2 separate regions of the Mus musculus genome follow, and region 2 is linked to region 1. Evidence: chromatin loops called from intact Hi-C (ENCODE). Cell type or tissue: heart. All regions are shown on one strand.

Evidence for each region. A loop is a pair of places that touch in the nucleus more often than their neighbours do. Peaks named below come from ENCODE experiments on the same cell type or tissue, not always from the same donor. Only the 100,000 strongest peaks of a DNase experiment are listed, where the experiment ranks them.
Region 2: it touches region 1 in a loop (2.9-fold over the local background); 1 of 42 quality-filtered maps calls a loop at or near these places.

The regions. Positions count from the first base shown.
Region 1 is chr10:7,116,684-7,121,683 of GRCm38, reverse strand. Cnksr3 (Cnksr family member 3) reads left to right here. Exons shown (of 13, transcript NM_172546.2): 13 at 1,098-2,622. The coding sequence ends at 1,396. Among named protein-coding and RNA genes, the nearest start is that of Cnksr3, 93 kb to the left of the region's middle. In heart, no CTCF peak of the experiment used is centred here; DNase peaks (open chromatin) are centred at 1,275 and 3,103; H3K27ac peaks cover 1,157 bases.
Region 2 is chr10:7,185,948-7,190,947 of GRCm38, reverse strand. The region is part of intron 1 of Cnksr3 (Cnksr family member 3); the gene reads left to right. Among named protein-coding and RNA genes, the nearest start is that of Cnksr3, 24 kb to the left of the region's middle. In heart, no CTCF peak of the experiment used is centred here; a DNase peak (open chromatin) is centred at 2,877; H3K27ac peaks cover 961 bases.

The DNA.
Region 1 (5,000 bases):
CAAGTGTGTATATATGTATGTATGTGTCTGATGTGTGCATGTGTGTGGTGTCTGTGTGTGGTGTGTGAGAGTGCATGCATGCTTGTGTGTGTTTGTGTTTTTTGTTTGTGGTGTGTGAGAGTGTGTGTGCTTGTGTGTGTGATGTTTGTGTGTGAGTGTGTGCTGTATGCATGCTTGTGCATTTGTGTGTGTTGTATGAGTGTGTGTGTGTGTGTGTGTGTGTGTGTGTGTGTAAATACATAGGTGCCAGAATGGTTGTTGAGACTAGAGGGCAACTTCGAGGAGTTGGTTTTTTAATTCCACCACGTGGGTTTCAGGAATTGAACTTGATAGTAAGTGTCCACACACACTGAACCATTTCACAAGCTTATATTTTCTTTTAAAGGACAGTTCTTAAAATGGGTTTTCAGCTTGATACCCCAAAGCCTTTGATGGGGAGGTCAGTGTACCTTGAGAACATCTCAAGGTACTTCATCACCCCAGGGAACAGTGTGTGGCTTCATTTTGTGGATTGTCTAATAACCAGGGAGGCTCTGTCTGTAGCTACAAACAGATGCTCATCTTTTTCAAGTCTTTGTTTTGCCTTATCCCTTGCTATGGGCTACTTAGGTTACACGTTGGTGAAGAATTTGTCTATGTTCTTCCTGTGTCCTGAGGATTAACTCAAAAGGGCGAGCATAACTAACCCAGAAGAGAAAGAAGAGTTAAGACAGTACAGCACTCAAGTTGTGGGGCGGCCCTTGCTCGATGCTTCGATGCTTCGAGCCATGTTTACAGTAAGAGCGAGTGGGTATGGCCTGCAGAGGACCACCCATTGTGAGAAGTGTCTTCTAGTCAGGCCTCACTTCCCAAAGGCTCTCAGCACAGTGCAGCCACTGAGGATACACAGTCAGTACATAAGTTGGCAGTGGAGACGTGTTGGCATTTCTCATCGAACCATCATAACGCTGATGGCAAACCCCTGTGGTTCTCTTTGGAGGGCCAAGCCCTTCATAGGTCTTTGCAGGGCAGAGAGCTGGGTATGCATGTGTTTGGTGGCAGTGTGGTGTTAGATCTGGGGGTTCTTGTCCTGATAGTTTGTCTTTGCTTGAAAACAGGGGAAGATGCCCTCTGCCGGTACTTCAGCAATGAGCGGATCACACCCATCACTGAAGAAAGTGCCTCTCCTATGTACCGGTTCTCTAGACCCCTGACTGAGCGGCACCTGGTCCGAGGTGCGGACTACATCCGAGGGAGCAGGTGCTACATCAACTCCGACCTACACAGCAGTGCCACCATTCCATTCCAGGAGGAAGGTTCCAAGAAGAAATCAGCCTCCTCATCGGCCAAGGCGTCCTCTGGGGAGCCGTCGCTGCTGGTCAGCTGGCTGACTCGCCTCAAGCTGTTGACTCACTGAGGTGGCTGCTCCACCAGCTTCCTGCCTGTCTCCTGCTAGCAAGTGCCTTCTTCCTCAGTGGACAGCTTCTTTAGACTCCTTCCACAGTGCTCCGTGGCAACTTTACTTCATTCCATTTTTTTTAAGGTTGTATACTGTTGTTCCTGGAGTGTTCAAGTCAACCAGAGGGCATCAAATCCAGTGGATCTTAGGTGCCATCTGTGGAGGCAGAAGGAAGGACAGACATGGCACAGCCTGCCTAGTTCTGCCGTCCCACTGTGGGAACATGGAGACATGCTCTTTAAAGTGTGGTGTTGGTCAGACAACTTAATGTCAGGAATTGGCAAAATTGTTCACTTTTGTTTTCTTGGACAGCGGGGACTGAAATTGATGGGTTTTGTCGCATAGATAAAACCCATAGTCAGTTTGTGGTCCAACTTCTGCATCTGAAAAAGCCAAAGGAGAAAAGCCTTTGCTTTGATTTTTAAAGCTATAGAACATATTTATAAGTATGGCAGCGTCCGCCACAGAATGATGTGTGTGAGGCTCTTTGTAGCAGGGCTTTCTTTACCTACAGATCAGCTGTTACCCGCGCCCAGCCACCCCCCCACCCCCCTTTCAGTAACAGCCTCCATGTAGGTGAGCCAATACACAAATTCACGAGCACGCTTTGATGGAACTTAGCATATGCAAAGAAGTGTGTGCTTTTTGTGAATGGTGTTGCAGTTGTATATGGGAAAGGAGCTATAAGATTTGCTGACAGCCAAAGTGTATTGTTCAGGAAGCAGAAGCAACCAGAGTTAGAGTTATGAGGCATTGGTCAGTTTGCAGTGTTGATCTGTTTGATGTCTGTGTTCGAGGGGGGGGGGGGGAAACCTACAGTCCTTCCCAGGTGTACACATTTTTGCTAATTAGAAATATCTTGGAAAGCCTCATCGTCACTGATTTTCAACTAGGATCAGGTATTTTGAAAATGTGTGTCTGCATATTAACTCTTGTTTAAAACTGAATGTACAATATTTTGCTAGAGTGGAAAAAGCCCTATCTTGTTAATTTAAGTGTTTTAAATAGAGTTGTATATTTTTCTTACTCTTAGTCACACATAATTGAAATGTTTCTGTTTTGTGTCATATGTGAAACCCAAGGAAAAAGAGTATTCAACGTGGTTTCAGATTTACAAGTGACCCACTCCTGGCCGTTGGCAGTGTGGGCACTTATATTAAAGACGGAAATAAATTCTTCCAAGCATTTGGGATTTTATGAATTTGTGGTAGAGGAGCGAAAGAAACAAACGTAAATGACACTACAGAAAAGAAATGTTCCAAGGTATTCCTAGGCAGAGCTGAAGCCCAGCGTCCACATACTTCACCACTGGGATTGTCCAGTGACCTGCCTGAAGTGCAGTGCGCAGGATGACTGGAGTTAGTAAGGCCTCCCCTCCCCCCATCTTAAATGCCTCTGTGGCAGTGTTAAGGGGCACAGTAGCCACCTCTGCCAGTGTCATTGTTTTTACACTTACAACAACATATTCCCAGCAGTGTCTGGGGCACTTCAAGAAACTAATCTGTTGGCTGGGGGTGGGGGGTGGGAGGGCAGCCCCCACAAACAGGATTGAAGAGGCTTCTGTGGTGATTCATTCAGTATATAGCGCATGCCTGTGAGCAGAGTACAGGAAAGGGCAAGGAAGGAGCTGTGTTCCAGGAGCGTTGGCCCCTGCCAGTTTCCTGTTGACCTGGGCTCTGTGCCCAGACACGATGCTTGCTTTGACTCTCTGGTCTGGAAGATGGTTACAGTCCCATTGCTTAATGGTGTGCAGAGCTTCGGACAGCATGGTTAGTGTGATGGGCACTTTTCTCTGCAGATGTCTCTTCTAAATTGAAGGAGCGTCCTAAGAATGGATTCTCAGAACTCAGACTTAACTCTTGTCTGCAGCGCTCAACTCAAATTATTACACCAGATGGTGCCTCCCTCCCACACTCTTCCTGGAAGCTCTGGGGGAAGTCCAGGGAAAGTTCTGGCTTCCTCTACAGCCTCCACAATGTCTCTTTTCTTTGTATTTTCGTCTGAGGTTTTTACCTGAATTATGTTTAAAAACTCTATCGCTGCTAAAGGATTTTGTAAAACTCTGCTTTTGAAATATATAGCAACAGCTAATAGTAGTTCCTCAAAATGGGGAGATATCTTGGTATATAAAGAGCTTGCTGAACAAGGAAAGCGCCAGAGTTTGGATCCCTCCGATCCCTGCAGGTGTGGTAACTCTACACCTCCTGCACTCCCAGGCTGTCAAGATGAGGGATCCCAGGAGCAGGCTGGTCGGCTAGACTGGCTGGAGTCTGCAAGTTCTGGGTCAGTGAAAGATCAGCTTTCAGTATGTACGATGGAAGGGCAGCCAAGGAAGGAACTCGGTGTCTGTGCGCACAGGTCTGCACATGCATGTGTGCGCACAGGAACTTCCTGGTGACTTCCTAGTCCTGTCCAACCTGACCCTACCCCATCACCCCCCATACACACTTTTGTTGTTGTTGTTGTTGTTTGTTTTTTGAGACATGGTTTCTCTATATAGCTCTGGCTGTTCTGGAACTCATTCTGTAGACCAGGCTGGTCTTGAACTCAGAAATCCGCCTGCCTCTGCCTCCCAAGTGCTGGGATTAAAGGTGTGCGCCACCACTGCCTGGCTTCATCCCCCCCCCCCTCCCCTTTAAAGAAATGTTTTTCACTTAAACATTTTTAAATTCTATTTTATTTTGTGTTACTTTAAACATCTTAAAGATTTATATGTTTAATTATGTTCTCCTTCCCCAAGTCCTTCTAGATCTTCTACCCACTCCCTACCTACCCAACTTTAAGTTCTTTCTCAAGGAACAACAACAACAAAAATACAAAAACAAAAGCTCCAAACAAAAAAAACAAAAACACAATCATAAACCAAAAAAAGAAAATCAATAACAAATGAACCCAACCCACCACACTGTAGTCAAATAAAAGTGTCCACACACACACACCAAAACCTGTAGAGTCCACTGTATGTTTGCCAACTACTCCTGAACATGAAGCCTGTCCAAGTGTCACTCTTGGAGAAAACTGATTGTCCCTGTCCCAGCAGGTAAGAATGACAGTGGCTAGGTTTTCCATTCATTCATTCATTCATTCATTCATTCTTTTTTTTTTTTTAACAAAATATGATTTAAGTTAAAAACTATCACATCAAATTTGGACAAGGCAAAGCAGCAGAAGGAAAAGAGCCCAGAGAAGGTACAAGAATCAGAGACCCACTCACACTCAGGAATCCCATAAAAACACTAAGCTGGAAGTCATTATGTATTTGCAGAGGATCACTGCAGACCCCTCCAGGCCCTGTGGGTTTGTATGAGCTTTGCTCACATTGATTTAGACTTAGAGGATCTTGTTTTGCTTAAAGTCCTCCTTGTTTTATAACATCACGACAATCACCAAATGCAATCATGGATGATAGTAGATGCACACATAAAAGCATTTGCCAGGTAGTATGTGATAGGATGTCACAGCTGGAACATAAAGAAGTAAATCATAAATAGTTCAATATGTAACTGCTCCAGCCAGATGTTATAATCAAACAGTGGTACTAGAGATGTAGCTGAAAATTTTA
Region 2 (5,000 bases), 69 kb before region 1:
GCAGACCTTCCTAATGATCTGATTGCCACTGGAGCTCCTTAGAAGGTTTGTGGCTCTGTAGATAATGATCATTCCTGGTGGAAATTGTGTAGCTACAATGTTTTAGAAGCCAATAAGCCTCTCTTAATTTTCTTGTAACAACAGATTACCTTATGTGGGCCTCCATTCTATTTCCTTACAGACTCCCAGAGTTAGAGAGTGGCTCAGTGTGGCAGGGGGCGCTCAGCTAGGCACACCCATATTCTGCTTGATTAACTTGATTATTTATTTATTTCTTATTTTTTTATTGTCCAGTTGAGACTCGCTTTCACCTCCAATGTCGACAGTCTTGTCTTTGGTTCTTGAGATGGTTCAGGATGGTCTCAGGCGATCAATCAACTCAAGGCCTGCCAGGTGAAAACCTTTGGCTTGCTCGGCTGCTGCCTAAGGTTAGCCCTGGAAGTCTCAGAGCAAGAGTGGGGATTGTGTACAGGTAGAGCTTGTCACTGTTGCTGGGGTGGAGGATACATCAGAGGACTGTGGTTAATTACCTGCTATAGAGGCGTAGTTAAGCTATATTCCGGAGAGAAAATACATTACCTAATTCACCCCGGTCTCTCTGTCTGTTCGTCTCCTTCCCTCTGCTCAGTCTTCCTCCTGTTTCTTAACCCCATCCCGGTCTCTCTGTCTGTCCGTCTCCTTCCCTCTGCTCAGTCTTCCTCCTGTTTCTTACCCCCATCCCGGTCTCTCTGTCTGTCTGTCTCCTTCCCTCTGCTCAGTCTTCCTCCTGTTTCTTACCCCCACCCCGCCTTCTCTGTGGCTGCTGCAGTATTGCACAGTGGTTATGTGCCGGGTGTGCCAATTTGGCATAGTAGCTGCAGACATTCTTGTCCTTACTCATTGTCCCCATATTCTTGTCCTTACTGTCCCCATCTGTATGTGGCACGCCACTCAGGCCGCACAGTGCTTTAAGTTGGACTCATGGGGTCACTGTGGCTTGTGCTGAGTGTCGAGTGAGGCACTCAAAGGGCTTCTTAGTATGCTGCATCTCTGTCCTGGCAGAGCCAGCTCACTCTTTCAACCGGACAGCGTCGGTTTCACAGTGAACAAGGATACCCTACCCTTCATGGATAGTAAGTCATATCTCAGAGAGCAATGGGAGAGAGAATATCAGGTCATATTGACTTCCTGCTGTGTGCTGAGCCACTGAGAAGGGAGGCCAAGCCTACCTCTTAGCATCCTCAAGGAGAAGGGGGGAACGGTCAGTGACTTCTTAAATGCCTTCTCTCAGTTCTTCCATGAATGTCCTGAGACTTGACGGCTGCCTCTCTTGGTGGGCAACGCACTGAACGCCCTCAACAGCAGAGGGGAGGTAGGCACTTCAGGTGCCCTGCAAGGCCATATTTTCTGGCTTTATCTGAGTCAGTACCCAAGACTCACCCACTTCCTGCTTCACCAAGGCTCTTGATAACCGGTGCTTGTGACAGCAGCATTTGGGTGCGTCCATTGTGTGACAGTGGCATTTGGGTGTGTCTATTGTGTAGTATGCACAACGCTGAGTAATGGCCCTGAAAGAGCAACCTCACATGGAAGATGTTCACCCTCGACAAACTCAAGTAAGGAAGCCAGCCAACAAGTCATTTCGTAAGAGCAGCGCCTATAAGCCCTGTGGGAATGGCTGCCAGCAGAGAATGCCAGTGGCCACTGCACCTCAATTACCAGAGTCACATCCCTCCCTTCCCAAGTCACAGAACCTTGCCAGCTTTTCAAAGGACTGTTTATGCAAAAGGGAGTTGCCTTGTTCTTACCAGCATCCCTCCTGGTGTCAGAGGCACCAGCCTCGGGGAAGGGGAGAGTTTCAGGGCTAGGTGAGTGTAAGAGTGAGTGAGTACTGAACTGACAGAAATAACCCAAGCTTGCAAGATACAGTGCCCAGGCTTGGGGTTTACTCTGGGAAGCTTGAGGTTCCGTGAAGAGCTTAAATGTAGCCCCGTTTGCCTGTCCACAGCAGACTTAGATGTTCTGTAAGGCATCTTTGATTGAAGTGGTGGCCTCCAGAGCAGGATTTCAGCTATGATTTCCCATAGAGTGGGAAACATCTCAACAGCCATCTCCCCACAACCCCCCACTTTTCTCGCTCTGTGTGTGTGTGTGTGATGTATGCATGTATGTGAGTGAGATCATGAAGGACAAAGAAGGTCCAGTTAGTGGAGGCACATTGGTATCAGGGAGTGCTAGGATTTAAGTCTTTTTTAAGTCTCTGAACTGTAAGCCTACCTGTTAGGAAGACTGGGTTTTTCTTGACTTTGGGAAATGTAAGAAAGGGTACTTTTTCTGTGGCTGGAAGTCCAGCCCTGTCATCTCCCCACCACTATGATTTTGAGAAGTGATGGATGCCTAAATCATCCACCCCAAATGCTGTCTTATAGCTGGGCAGTGGTGGCTAATGCCTTTAATCCCAGCACTTGGGAGGCAGAGGCAGGTGGATTTCTGAGTTCGAGGTCAGCCTGGTCTACAGAGTGAGTTCCAGAACAGCCAGGGCTACACAGAGACACCCTGTCTCGAAAAACAAAAAACAAACAAAACAAAAAAGTGAATACATTGTTGCATTTTACAGTACAAAGGGACTGTTACCCTAGGGGTTACATGACCAGATGGAGCGGTGGACCTGAGATTAGGACCACCCCATGTTCAGGATATTTCTCACTGGGTCATTCCCCATTTCCCAACTGTGTTCGTTGCTCTCCCTGTCCCTTGGCCCTAACCCCTGTAAAGTCCTTCCCACAGAAGCATTTGTGCGGGAGGGAGGGACTTCCTGTCCTTCAGCCAAGATGCCTGGGCGGTTAAAGGTGTGGATGCAGCCTTGCATACTTAGCTTCTGGGAGCAGAAAGAACCACCTTGAAATTTCCATGGCCTTGGAGGAAACAGGATGAAGGATAGGAAACAGCTGCCAGGGGCGCTGAGGCAGAGGTGCAGCCTCACATAGCGCTCAGCAACCAGGGATGTCAATTGGAAGGCCTCTGATTAAACGGTCGGTCTGGAGCTGTGGAATGTGATTTGTTTTCAGATGTTGGCCCCTCCCTGCCTTTGTTCTTCAGTTGCCTGTAGACTTTATTCCTACTTTTTAAATGATCAGAAGTGCTTTCTTTAAAAATTAAAAAAAATAACAATAACATTGTTTTGTGTGTGTGTGTGTGTGTGTGTGTGTGTGTGCACCTTTGCATGCATGTGGGAGTCACCTGACATCTTCTCAGGCCTCAATTGTCTGCTTCCACCATGTGGGGCCCAGGAATTGAGTTCAAGTCCCCAGGTATAGCAGCATTTGCTTTTGCCTGCTAAACCATCTTGTATACCCATGGGTTCTTTCTTGTAAAAACAACATAGCTGCAGATAGGCTGGAAAAGACAGCCCCCTTCCCTCCCTGCTAATCCCCATCTGAGAACAAGCCGCCCAGACATCCCTGTGCCCACTCCCACTCACCCATGCATCACTGTTGTCCTTTGTAGAAACAGATTGATGTGTAGCTTGCATCTGACCCTGGGCTACTTTTATGCTGCACTCTGTCTTAAAGCTCTCCCCGTCACCATATTTAGATGAACCTAAATCATTTTAGAGTATCTAATTAACTTTATCCATAATTTGGATGTCTGTGTGGCGATCTAGATGCCTCTCTGAAGCAGGTGGGGGCCCACCTCATGCGCACAGGGGACTCGATGTTTTATGGCAGGCTGGCTGGCACCTGGCAGAGACTCTTGGGTCAGTTTGACAAGGGGGAACAGACCTTCTGCAAGAGATTGAGCCTCATGCCAGTTCTGCCCAAAATGTCCACTGATTTGTATGCCAGGTTATTATGTGAAAGGTGGCTTGAGGGCCATCCTTGAGATCTGCGTGGAGCATTGGGAATGTAGGGAATTGTTCTCCCCAAGACTGCTTCATACAACTCCTTAAAGAGAGATTGCTCAAGGGGGTTGGGGATGGCTCGGTGATGACGTGCTTGTCTAGCAGGATTTAAGTCTGATCCAGCACCTACACACAATGGCATGGCAGCAGATTCTTGTAAAACAGCACTAGGGAGGGAGAGACACTGGTATCCCTGGGGCCTGGTGTCAAGTCAGTTGAGCCTGTTGGTTAGCTCCAGATTCAGTGACAGACTGTCTCAAAAACTCAGGTGGAGAATGGAAAGGAAGACACGTGACATCAAAATTTGATCTCATGTACACAGACATGGACATGTGCACACACAGATATACAGACATACACACATAGACACATTCACAGACATGCATATATACAGGTACATTCAATTGCATGACATACACAGACACACAGACACATATACACAAAGATACACACAAACACAGATATACAACAAACACATACAGACACACATGTATACACAGACACAGACACATGTACACATATACATAGCCACATATACATACATACATACATACAGTCATACAAACAATACACACATGTATATACACAGACACAGACGCACACAAACACACACATACGCACACACACAGTGTGGGGAGAGGGAGAGCAAGGTAACTCTTTTCTGTTTTGTTGCTGAGAAGTGGGACCAAGGATGGGAGCAGGAAACAGGACTGAGCGTTATATCATCACTGTCGGGGCTAAGACATCGTGGGAAGCATCTGATGACAAATTGTTAAAACTGCCTGTGTACTTGAGTTTGCCAAGCGCCAGCAGACCTGAACTTGACATTTCTGGCTACACCCTGACATGTAATGACAATTATCCCTAGAGTAGCAGTTGCTGTTGGAATGCTGTCATGACCTTGGTCCTTGTTGCTGAGACAGAGAGGCTCCATGCCTTCTCAGCTTTACAGTTTGCAAGCCACCTGCTGTCGTTCTTCTCCTTCCATGCTTTGGAGGTACACAGGATCTGTGGCCTTGTTTCTTTTCAGAATAGCAAAACACAGACATGCATAAAACCATGGTGTAAGGGTGATGCCATTATAAAGATGATGTCATTATGAAGATGATGTCATTATGAA